2 separate regions of the Homo sapiens genome follow, and region 2 is linked to region 1. A link is a loop called in an ENCODE intact Hi-C map of the cell type or tissue named here. Cell type or tissue: heart right ventricle. All regions are shown on one strand. Links, peaks and the distances in the headings refer to the core of each region. The heading gives the core; the rest is flanking DNA. Region 1 overlaps LOC105374584 (a long non-coding RNA gene). Region 2 has its middle 35 kb from the start of LINC01118.

Region 1 (5,379 bases), core at 88-5,087:
CTATGTATTCTGGGTTTAATGAATAACTACCCATCCTCTAACTTCTAGTTAACTAGGCTCATGGGATGCTAGACCAGGAAGCAACATTAGCAACCATCTCATTCCACCTCCTTCATTCATAGATGGGAACTGAGACACAGAGAAGTGGCACTACACAGCTAACGTGTGTCAGCCCTGAGCCTATGGTTTCTCACTTAGTTTTCTTTTTTTCACAATGAGTGATTTTTGCAAGCCAGTTTAGTTATATATTGTTATTTTTAAACATTTTAGATTGAGAGGGTCCATATGCATATTTGTTATATTGTGTGCTGATGGGGATTGGGCTTTATGTTAGTCAGGGTTCTCCAGAGGAATGTTTTCTTGCTTAGTTTTCTAGTGCTCTTTTCTTTCTGCCACACTGAATTTCTGAAGGGACGCACCCAGCTTCCACGAGTGGATAAGAGACATGGAACCACAGTTAGACACAGGGCCACTGTCACTTCTTACTGAGATGTTAAAACAAGTCCTGTCCATGTACTGGTGTGTGAAGTGTCTAATTTTCTCTATCAGAATTATTACAAATTCCACATGACAACAACTTCCACTGATTCAAAATGATGTATGGGGGGACAGTGTGGGGAGGTGGGGAATGACCTGAGGAAACGTGATCTAGTATTGTGGTTCCATAGTCTAGCATACATAGATTAGCAATCTGCAAAGAATTAGACTGTACCCGAATTGTAGTGAGCATAACGTAAACTTCCTTTAGTCACTCAAAAAAATATATCTTTGGTTTTTTAAAGTCTAGTTTCTTGAACAATAATTCCTGTTGCATAAATACATGAAAAGGTGCTTCGGATAACAGCTTTTCTTCCAGTTAAGAAATCACCAGGCCACAGAAGATTTAGCTATTAGGATTTTCCATAGATTCTTGGAGTGAAGAATGGCAGAAGCTTAAGAGTATTTAGTACATTCTTCTAAAAGCAAAACAAAATGCCAAATTAAAACTAAACAGTGAAATTAGAGTGTTCGTTCACTTTAAAGAGATATGAATACAAACACTGGATCCTCAACAGTCTTTAAACATTGCAGATCACCTGGATATCTTGTTAAAATGCAGATTCTGGTTCAGGAGGTCAGGGAAGAGACCCAAGATTCTGCATTGCTAACAAGCTGTCGGGTGGTGTCAATGCCGCTTGTCCTTGGTCTATACCTTGAGTAGAAAGGGACTAGTTAACTTGCTGTCTCCTTGAATGTGTTTTCTGTGAGGGTCAGCCCTGACCACCCCAGTCACAGGAATCTTTCTGGCCTCCGGATTCCTAGTGCTCATATTGTATATATCGTCCACAAGGTACTTAGGTACTGTTGTATATTGGTATGTCCCATATGTGCATGTCTTCTGTCCCCAACCAGATTGTAAGCCCATCTGTGTTTGCTCAGCCCTGTGTGTGCAACAGAGGTGCTGAATGAAGACCTATCGATGATTGATTGATACGTTAAAGATTATTTCCTCCTTCCTCAGAATGCTACACTTCGCTCATCAATGGAGCTCAAGATGTAAAAGTCTGGTTTAAGAGACATTGAATCTATTCTGCCTTTTATTATCCCTTTCTTATAAGTTGACTTTTAAGAAATCAATGACTGTGTGGAGAGTTCTAACTGGGTACGTAATAAAATAACCAACTGTGGGGGTGGGCAGGGGGCCCTATCGCACCAGGAAGCTTGTTTATTGGTTGCATTAGACCACTAAAGTGGAAGCACTGAGATATTCTGGAAAGAACACAGCTTGGGGGCCAACAGATCTGGGTTCAGAGCCTTACTGCATCACCTACAAGTTGTGTCTCTTTAGAAAATTTACTTAAAATTACTGGGAATTTATTTCATCATCTGTACAATGGGCTACTTTTTTCTGTGATTGTTGTAAGAATTGTAATAACTGTTAAATTGCCTAGCATGGTGCTCAGTACAAGATGTTACACTCTCGGCGGAATCACTTCCAAGTCAAATTGGAAATTGACTGTTAGCCACCCATCACTCTGGTTTGAGAAAGCTGGTGGGATAGTTTACATGCATGGCATTAGCGCCATCTAGTGGTGTGTTACTGCCTACGCTTCCTTACGGAATTCTCTCTTCCAGTACCTTTGAATGGCCACTTAATTTATTCATTTTATTCAACAAGCATTTATTGAATGCCTACTGTGTGCCAGACACTGATTTGGCAGCTGAAGCTACAACAGTGAACAAGATAGATCATGGTCCCTGCCTTTAGGGAGTTTGTGGTCAGGTGGGAAGATAGAAATAAAATAATTACTGAAATAAAATTTGAATTCAACTTATGAAAAGCACTATGAAAGAGTACAGTAGCCTGTGAGTTTATAATAAGGCTTCCCTAGGGAAGTGACATTAAAGGTAAGAAGCATAGAATCCAGTCAGGAGACCACATCAGGCAGGTAACAGCTGCCCAGCGGCACCTCCCTGGACACATTTACCCCATCAGGATCAGGAACCTGCCAGTCTGTCAGGAGCTCCCATCTTGAACTGAGGCCTGTTTCATCAATCATCTAATGTCTATCACATCCCACTCTGTGCAAGTCACTTTACGTACGCCACTGCGGACTTTCTCATGTTATCCTTTTACAGGCGATGTGCAATGAGGTTAAGTAACTTATACAAGGACATAAAACGGCATGTCAGAGTCAAGATTCACACCAGATCTTTCTGCTCACAGCGCCCATGCTCTTTCCTCTACTGAAGCTGTCTCCCAGATGCCAAGCCCAGATCTCTTTATTCTGCATTATGCTGCTTGCCTTGACAGAAAGGAAACCATTAGAAGTGCTTGGGGAGAACGAAAATGCAGAGGGAGGGCGGGAAAATTAAATAACAGCCCAGTGGGTCATGTGTGAAGGGCAGAGAGGAAACTGCTGACTTGGCTAGTTATGTTCTTCTGGTGTGATTTTAGGAAAGTAAACCCAAGAGATCCCTTTCATCAGGAAAGAGAGTATCCCTAATAATGTTGCTTATACTCTTGTGGTTTAAAATGTGTTGCAGCTGCTGCTAAATTGAAATGATTTGGGGGATCATTTGGAGAAGAGAGGTTATCCTCTGGAAATCTATAGGAAGTTGCAAGGATTAATAACCACTAAGGAGCAGAACATTGCTGGGTCAGAAAATAGCTGCAGGACTTAGAGGTTTTCTGCAACACAGGACTTTCAGCTTCAAAACTGGGACATTCTCATGGCAAACTATGGCGATTGGTCACCTGGCAGTGAGCCAGACTGGGAGGATCTGATGTACCCATGGAAGTTAGGCCGAAACACTTATTGAAATCTGGGGTCAATTTGAGGCCTTGGCCACAGACCAATGCAGAAAAGGTGGGCAAAGCGTGGTACAACGAGTACCTTGGTACTCAGTCCCTAGATTACCAACCTAGAGCACCTGCTGTAGGCCTTGCATGCAGAATTAGTTGGCCCCAGTTCTGAGGGAGGGCTCAGGCAGAGGACAAGAATGATCACAGAATCAGGCCACTCTGTGCTTCAGCTTCCTTATCTGCAAAATTGGATAAATAGCAGCACTTTGTGCCTAAAACTGCATGTGAGATCTGTTAGTTAATATGTGTAAAGTGCTCAGAATGGTGCCTGGTCCATATGAATATAGGAAGTATCACCATGGAATTCTCAGGAAGAGAAACAGGTGTGTGGCCCTGGCTGGATCATGTCTATGATAGCTCAGTTTTCCATCTGTAAAATGAAAATCAAAGTCCCTGCCAAAGCTTTCAGAAGAAACAGAACAAGACACAGTCAACAAGGAAAGAAGTCACAGATAGTAGGTAGGAACTTGTGCTCTGAAATCAAACCCCCTGGATTACATCCAGCTCTGCCTCTTAGATGTTCATTTATTTATCTGCCATACCCCAGCCACCACCGCAAGACCCAAGAAACCAGGGTTGAAATGCCAGGCACCAAAGCTGCTGCAGCCATCATCCAAACCCTCCACACAGACCAGTCACTGGCCCCAGTCACTGGCCCAAGGCAGGGTGGAGCATCCAGACAAGGTGGGGAATGGAATTTGCCCAATAATGGATGCCAATGATTTGAGGAAGACAGCAGCCAAGGGAGAAATGGAAATGCAAACCAGGTACAAACACCAATGGGCCCGGCGCTGTCCTGAGCACTTTATGCATTAGTTCATCTAGTTCTCCTGGCAGTCTTATGAAGTAGGCACTGTTATTCACCCCATTTTACAGATGAAGAGACTGGGGCGCACAGTGGCTATAACTTGCTCAACTCACAGAGCGAGCCAGAACTCTGGGCAAGTTTGTTGACATTTCTAGTCCCTAGTTCCTCTCAAAAGAATGAGGGTAATAAGTTATGACATCTCCTCATAGATTTGTTATGCAGATTAGATGGGATAGTCTATACACAGCACTTAGCAAAGGATCAGAAACATTTTAAGCACTCATACTTAAACCCAAAGTCACTCACTAGGTAATTGGCGTGATAAGATACATGGGCTATAATTACCAAAAATATAGCTGGTAATTTAAGAAAATGGCCAAATGTGCAAGGTAGTAAAAGTCTAGGGTGGGGCAGGGGACATAAAATACCATAGGAACTGAGGAACAGGGGGTCAGGTCTGAAGAATCTGTTTTGCATGAGACACTTTGTAGGCCTTTGGAGAGAAATTGTGAGGAGGACTTGAAGGACGGACAGTTGGCCCCCAAACTCCAGGCTTTCACTCCCTGAACTAAGAGGGACCTTGAGCAAGCCTTCACCTCTGGGAAGAAGCCCTCAGCAGCCCAGATAGGAGAGCTGAGGTGTCTGGAAAAGCCCACACCGAGGCCCAGGGCTGGGCCAGTTATGGAAGGCCATCAGTGCAGCCCCGTCTTGACTCCTGCTGCAGAAAGACTGGGCAGGGCCGCAGCTCCAGCCCATGTTCCAGATTTCTGCCATGACCACCCTCCTGCGTGCCAGCTTGAAACCACTGTTTGTTGACATGATCTCCCTGACTTCATCCATTTAGATCATCTTTGGCTCACTGACCTCAGCCCACTCCCTTCACCTGCTCTATTATTTTATTGTGACCCCTGATTCCAGGCAAGACATTCCATTCACTCCATCAGCCCCAATCTGGGAACCTTGTCAGCAAAGAGGATTGGCCAGGGATGAGGAATTGTGGTGAGGTGAAAGGAATATCTCTGATAAGAGATGTAGCAATGCTACTCACTAATAGCTCTAGATTCTTGGCAAATGCCTAGGAACTCACCCCACATTTTTCAGCAGAGGGTGTATTAGCTGCATTTTGGAAACCTATTAAGAGTTGTAATTAGCAGCAGGGAGAGAACAAGAACTCTTCTCTAGGGCAAGTGATAACAGCAGTAAGCATTGAGTGGACAGTGATCAT
Region 2 (5,379 bases), core at 60-5,059, 130 kb after region 1:
CCTAATAAAATTTTGCACCCGAAATTCTGCTTCATTATCTGTTTCTGGAGAACCCAACCTGTAACATTTTCCCAGCCAGGGCTGAATACACACACACACACACACACACACACACACACACGTGCTCTCTCTGTATATATGTTTCTGTGTATGTATATATGTATGTATATTTTTAATTACTTTTCTCCATTCAATAGTATACTGCCTATCAATTATTAGCAAATTGTATTTTCAACCTGTTGGCTTATTTATTCTAAATATAGCCATTTTCCTCTAAAGAGAAATCTTTGTTGCCAAAAGAATTTTATAATGGCAAAATCAGTCATTTTCCCCACTAATCGCAATGTAATTTTGCCCATTTTGAGATGGGCAAAAATCATATGTTCAGAACAGTAAGGTGAGACAGAATCAGCTAATTTACTGATAACTGTGGGCACTACCTGAACTGACGTATCATGCTGCTACGCACTTTAGTACCAGGCTCTCTGGTGGCCAGTTCTTTGCAGGATAACGTGGAATAATGCTTATGTAAAATATGACTTCCAAGACTAATTCTCAACTTCAGACTCCCCACTCCCAGCATTATTGCTTTGGCATTAGTAATGTTAGTCAGAAATATGAGTAATTCTTGGCAAGAATGGGAAGCATTCAACTTGTAACTTCAAAAAGACATTATCTGAAAGGTTGAAAGCCAGTTTCTAATAGTACCTGGTATCTTGGCTTCAGGGCTCACAGCAATCCTGTGGAGAAAGTATGAGTTTCCCATTTCAACAAAGAAGGTGAGGCTTAGAGGGAAAGGAAGTTGCTCAAGATTTGCTCTGGAACAGAGCCAGGATTCCCACTCAGATCTTCGACTCTGAATCCTGCAGGCCTTCACCTGTGCGAGCACTGAGCGCCTGGCTGCCAGCTCCAGAGCTCCTCTGGGGCCTTGGTCAGTGTGGTGTTGTTTATGTCCAGCACACTTTCCGTTGGTCTACTGGAGGACAGTTCCTGTACAGGCAGATGACTTCCTTCACCAAGGACCTGTGACTCTCTCCCTGAGGGCTTTCTCTGACATCATCTGCACATGGACAGCTTAGACTGAAAGTTTCAGGGGTTCGATGCCTTCCAGAGGCACCTCTCTAACAATAAGAGCCCAGATTGAGTGGAAATACCCCAGCTTCCTTACCACTCCAGCCTCCATGCCCTTAGTGGCATGATTCCGAGGTGCATCCTACACTGACTCTTGGTGGCTCCCTGGCCAGAGCTCATTCGCGTGGCCCTCAGCAGCTCTCCTCCTTCCCTGGCTGTCTTCCTCACCACCTCTCCGTGATTCCAGGAATCAGCTCCCGAATAAACGACTTGCACCCGAATCCTTGTCTCAGGGTCTGCTTCTGGGGGCACACCGAGGAAGACAGCAATCCCGTCCTAAGGTTTTGCACATCTGAGCCAGAGGGACCCCCTGGGACCGGGTCTCAGGGCTGAGTTTTGGAGGAGTGGGAGACACTCAGGGTGCGGCTTGAGGAGGGATGAGGTGAGACTTTGAGGTCGGCAGATGGCATTTCTGGCAGGCGCCTAGCATGGAAGGTGTGAGAGGAAGAGGGAGGTTGGGGACAGTGGACATCCTTGGGGGTGGTGGGGAAGGAATCAGGGCTGGGAACCTGCCTCTGTCAGCAAAGGGAACTGTGCCAGTGGGCCCCAGGACCAATGCCAGGGAGGCCACGTTCACCCAGCGGCTCAGCCAAGTCTTTTTAAGGAGTGGAATGGGAAATGCCGTTTACTGGCTTGCTGTTGGCCCAGTATTTATTGTTTTACATTTTTGCCCTGGAATTTCCATTGTCCTTACTCCTTAGAGGAGACTACACTTTTGCAGCTAATAAAATATGTTCTCCAGGTTAAATGGCATTTCAGCAAGTGCCATCATTACATTTTTCAGCACCCAGCCACTTACATAGCTCTTCCATTTTGTCCTGATAAAATCACCCTGTGCAGTGAGCAAGGCGAGGGTTATATGCCCGCCTCTGCGATGCTGGCTAATGTGCTCACAGCGCCCCAGCTATGAGTAGCATGGGTCGGGGGAGTGCACAGAGCCTGTCAATGTGGCTTCACTCCTGCGGCAGGCCCCAAGGGTGACAGCCCTCTGCTGGCGGACTCAGAGCTATTCCAGGAGTAGGCTGGGCTGGCCCCACGAGGGGCAGAAAGCCAGCGCCTATAGATGCAGCTCTCTTCTACCCATCTGTCCTCTCGAGCCCCCACTGCAGCCGGCTGGGCTTTCCAAGTCCTGTTTTTTTCCATTGATTCTAGGGATGGCAACGTTTGGATAGAACATCAGAGCTCGGTTGGTGCCTGGGCAGTCATGACCGTGGGCATGGGCAGGGCAGCATGGTGACGTGGGGCTGGGCTCAGGATCAAATGAGACAGGCCTGAAATCCATCAGAGCCTCTTAAAGCCTGGACAAGTGGCCAGTTCTTTGAAGGGTTTATATCTGTATTGCCTAGTGCAGCTTCCAGATGTGTGGTTTAGGATGTTGAAAGCACTTGTTATTGCTTGTGTTAATATGATGAAAGCAATACTAATAAAGTGTAGTCTCTGAGGCTGATGAATGTGATCTCTGAGGCTGCTTTCCCCAACCTTGGGGAGGTGGGCTGTTGGGTGGCCATGTCAGATTCAGTTCTGGCAGGATGCTGGGGGCCTTCCGGCAGCACCGATGCCCTGGCTCAGAACCTTTTGCTTGTTGCTCCCCAGGGGTGGTCAAGGCCAGGGAGCAGCTCCAAGCCTTCCTGGCAAGGCTAGCTGTGGAGCCGGAAGCGGGGACCCTGCCCCATCCATCCTCCACAGACTCCAAGTCCTTCCAGGCCTGGCCCCGCTGCTCAGTCCTGCTCAGTCCCATGTGGAGGGAAAACTCCGAATCCTAGAGTGGCCTGAAGTCTCCCAAGTGGGGAGCAAGGAGCAGGCAAATTGGTGCCCTTTCTACTGAAATATCTGCTTCTTTGTCACATCCAACAACTCCAGGGAATTATGACCTTTCTTGACCAGCATTTTCCTCTAACCTTTCCATCTTCCTCCCAGGAAAGTGAGGACTCAACAATACAAGTTACAAAACCCTTCTGCTGGAATCAGACCAAAAGGAAGCTCTCTAATAAGAATCTATTGTGAATGTTGTGCTGTTGTGCCTAGATCTCCACAAGGGCACAGATGACTGGGAATTCACATCTCTCGCTCCTTTTAAACCCTCAAGTCTGAGTCTAGCTGCTGCCATACAGAGACCGTTTCCCTGTGAAGCCTCTAGACTTGCCACTGAATTGACCTGCCCTGTAGAAAGGACATTTCTCTTCCCTTTGGATAGAGTATTGTGAGAAGGCTGTCTTTGAAGCCTCAGAAGAGTGGCTTTTGTCTCCTTTGTTCCCATAAGGAAAAAGATGTCAGATGAGAGGCCAATCTTTTGTCACCTTCCCAGAGACCACCCCCATAGGAATCTGCCCCTCCTCCCCTCTTAGCTGTAACTAGCTAGATCAGGGTGCGCTCTGACTTAAGGGTAGCCTCTCCCAAGGCCACTGAGTTGTGGCCTGGAAAAAGATGATCTGGGCCTCTTAAGATTCATCCTTCAGGACGTAAGTTTGGGAAACTGAGCGGCTGTTGACATTTGAAGTGAGAGCCAAAGCAGAAGGATTGTGGTGCAGAAAGCAGGGAAGCAAAGAGAAACAGGTCTTCTCCATGATGGTCATGTGCAGGTGAGGGCATGAAGTAGCCAGGAGCAGAGTCAGGAGAATGGAGTAGATGCTCAGAGAGCAGGGTCAATGCTCCACACGTTCCTGGAAAGGTGGGAATGTGGCCCTAGCCAACTCAGTCTCAGATCCCACGAGAGCCACCCAGGCCAAGGCTTCTGTTCTGAGACACCATCTCTTTAACATAGATCCCTGCACAAAACCCCTCTTTTCTGAGCCAGCCCAAGGAGGAGTCTCTGTTTCTGAACCTCCGCTTATCAAGGGCAGGTCTACTGGCTAGTTGAGGATAATGCTAGAAACCTGCCTTGTCCAGTGCAGTAGCCACGAGTTACACGTGGCTCTCAAGCACTTGTAGCACTATGGCTGGTCCAGACTGAGATGTGCTGTGAGTCTAAAATTCACACTGCACCCTGAAGACTTACGGCCAAAAAAAGAAGGCAAAATATCTCACTAATAATTTTTATATATTGATTATATTAAAATGAGAATATTTTGGATATATCAGTTTAAATAAAGATATTATTAAAGTTAATTTCACCTGTATCGTTTTACATTTTTAATGTGACCACTAGAAAATTTACAGTTACATATGTGGTTCACATTATATTAAATATTTCTATTGGATACCCTGCCTTATACTGAAATACCCCAGAAACAAGAACTGTAGATATTTTAGTAATTACATTAATTAGTTCCAATACTGAAATTGAAGTCTCAAGGAATCAACACACGTAATCTCCTGCCTCCAGGCATGCTGAGCCTCAACAAGTCCAGCTAAAATGGACCTTCTTCTAAAGCCCCTCTCCACCCCAGGGAAACCCTCTCACCTGCCCCCAACAATTCTCTTCATGCCCGTTGCAGCTGCCGTGCCATAGTTGCTGTTAGCCCTAGGTGAGATTAAGTATGTAATGTTTATCATTATAAAGACCCATCACAGATTTTATTATTAAATAACCTCACACTGAATTTACACAAGATGGAGATTAAAAAAAAGAAACAACCTGGGATGTGTCATAAGATCCAAGGACACAACCAGACTCTCAGCCATGGGATGGGGCTCTCTCCATCTTTTATCTGTGTACCTCTTAAAGCACCTGCTCCATTTGTCTCTCTGCCGACCAGCAGCCTCTGCTTCCCCAGGGCGGGAAATGTGGAGACTGCCCCCCATTTGACAGAGTTGACAGCTCACAGCTCCTTTTTTGCAGAGAGACACCAATGCTACTCTAGTTCCCACGTCCAGAGGTCCTGGGGAGGGATTCATGGCCCAGCTAGAGAGAACCACTATGGCCAGGAGCCAAGCCACATAAGAATATGACTGTCCCCCTCCCCCCGAAGCTGTGTAGTGAGAGGATGGGATGGTTCCCAGAAAGTAGGGTGGGGACCCCAAAGAAAATGAGAAGTTTCCATGATATCCATGATTATTAGTGTTTGCTTAATCTGGCCTTTGGTTAAAAAGAATTGTTCTTCCATCCACGGAGGGCTCCAGATGACACCTCCCACTCCTATATCCTCCTTAGAACTTTGCACACCTGCGTGAAAACTTTCACCTCCTCTCCAACTACTAAAATTTGATAATGAAACAATCTGTGAAATTCAACATGGACCTGAGCCATGCAGTCTGTGGGTGGATCACATGAGCAGCAAGGCAGCCATTTGGAAGAAAGCAGCCACTAAA

What was found. Hi-C counts contacts between places; a loop is a spot of excess contacts. Peaks named below come from ENCODE experiments on the same cell type or tissue, not always from the same donor. Only the 100,000 strongest peaks of a DNase experiment are listed, where the experiment ranks them.
Region 2: it touches region 1 in a loop (2.3-fold over the local background); 52 of 110 quality-filtered maps call a loop at or near these places.

Annotation. Positions count from the first base shown.
Region 1 is chr2:46,648,655-46,654,033 of GRCh38, forward strand. It overlaps LOC105374584 (a long non-coding RNA gene), which reads left to right. Exons shown (of 2, transcript XR_940058.3): 2 at 1-5,379. Among named protein-coding and RNA genes, the nearest start is that of CRIPT, 34 kb to the left of the region's middle. In heart right ventricle, for the core only: CTCF peaks have their summits at 2,071 (motif pointing left) and 2,279; a DNase peak (open chromatin) is centred at 2,067.
Region 2 is chr2:46,778,896-46,784,274 of GRCh38, forward strand. No RefSeq gene overlaps it. Among named protein-coding and RNA genes, the nearest start is that of LINC01118, 35 kb to the right of the region's middle. RefSeq lists a silencer at 2,855-3,149. In heart right ventricle, for the core only: a CTCF peak has its summit at 2,137 (motif pointing left); DNase peaks (open chromatin) are centred at 1,674 and 2,104; H3K27ac peaks cover 2,969 bases.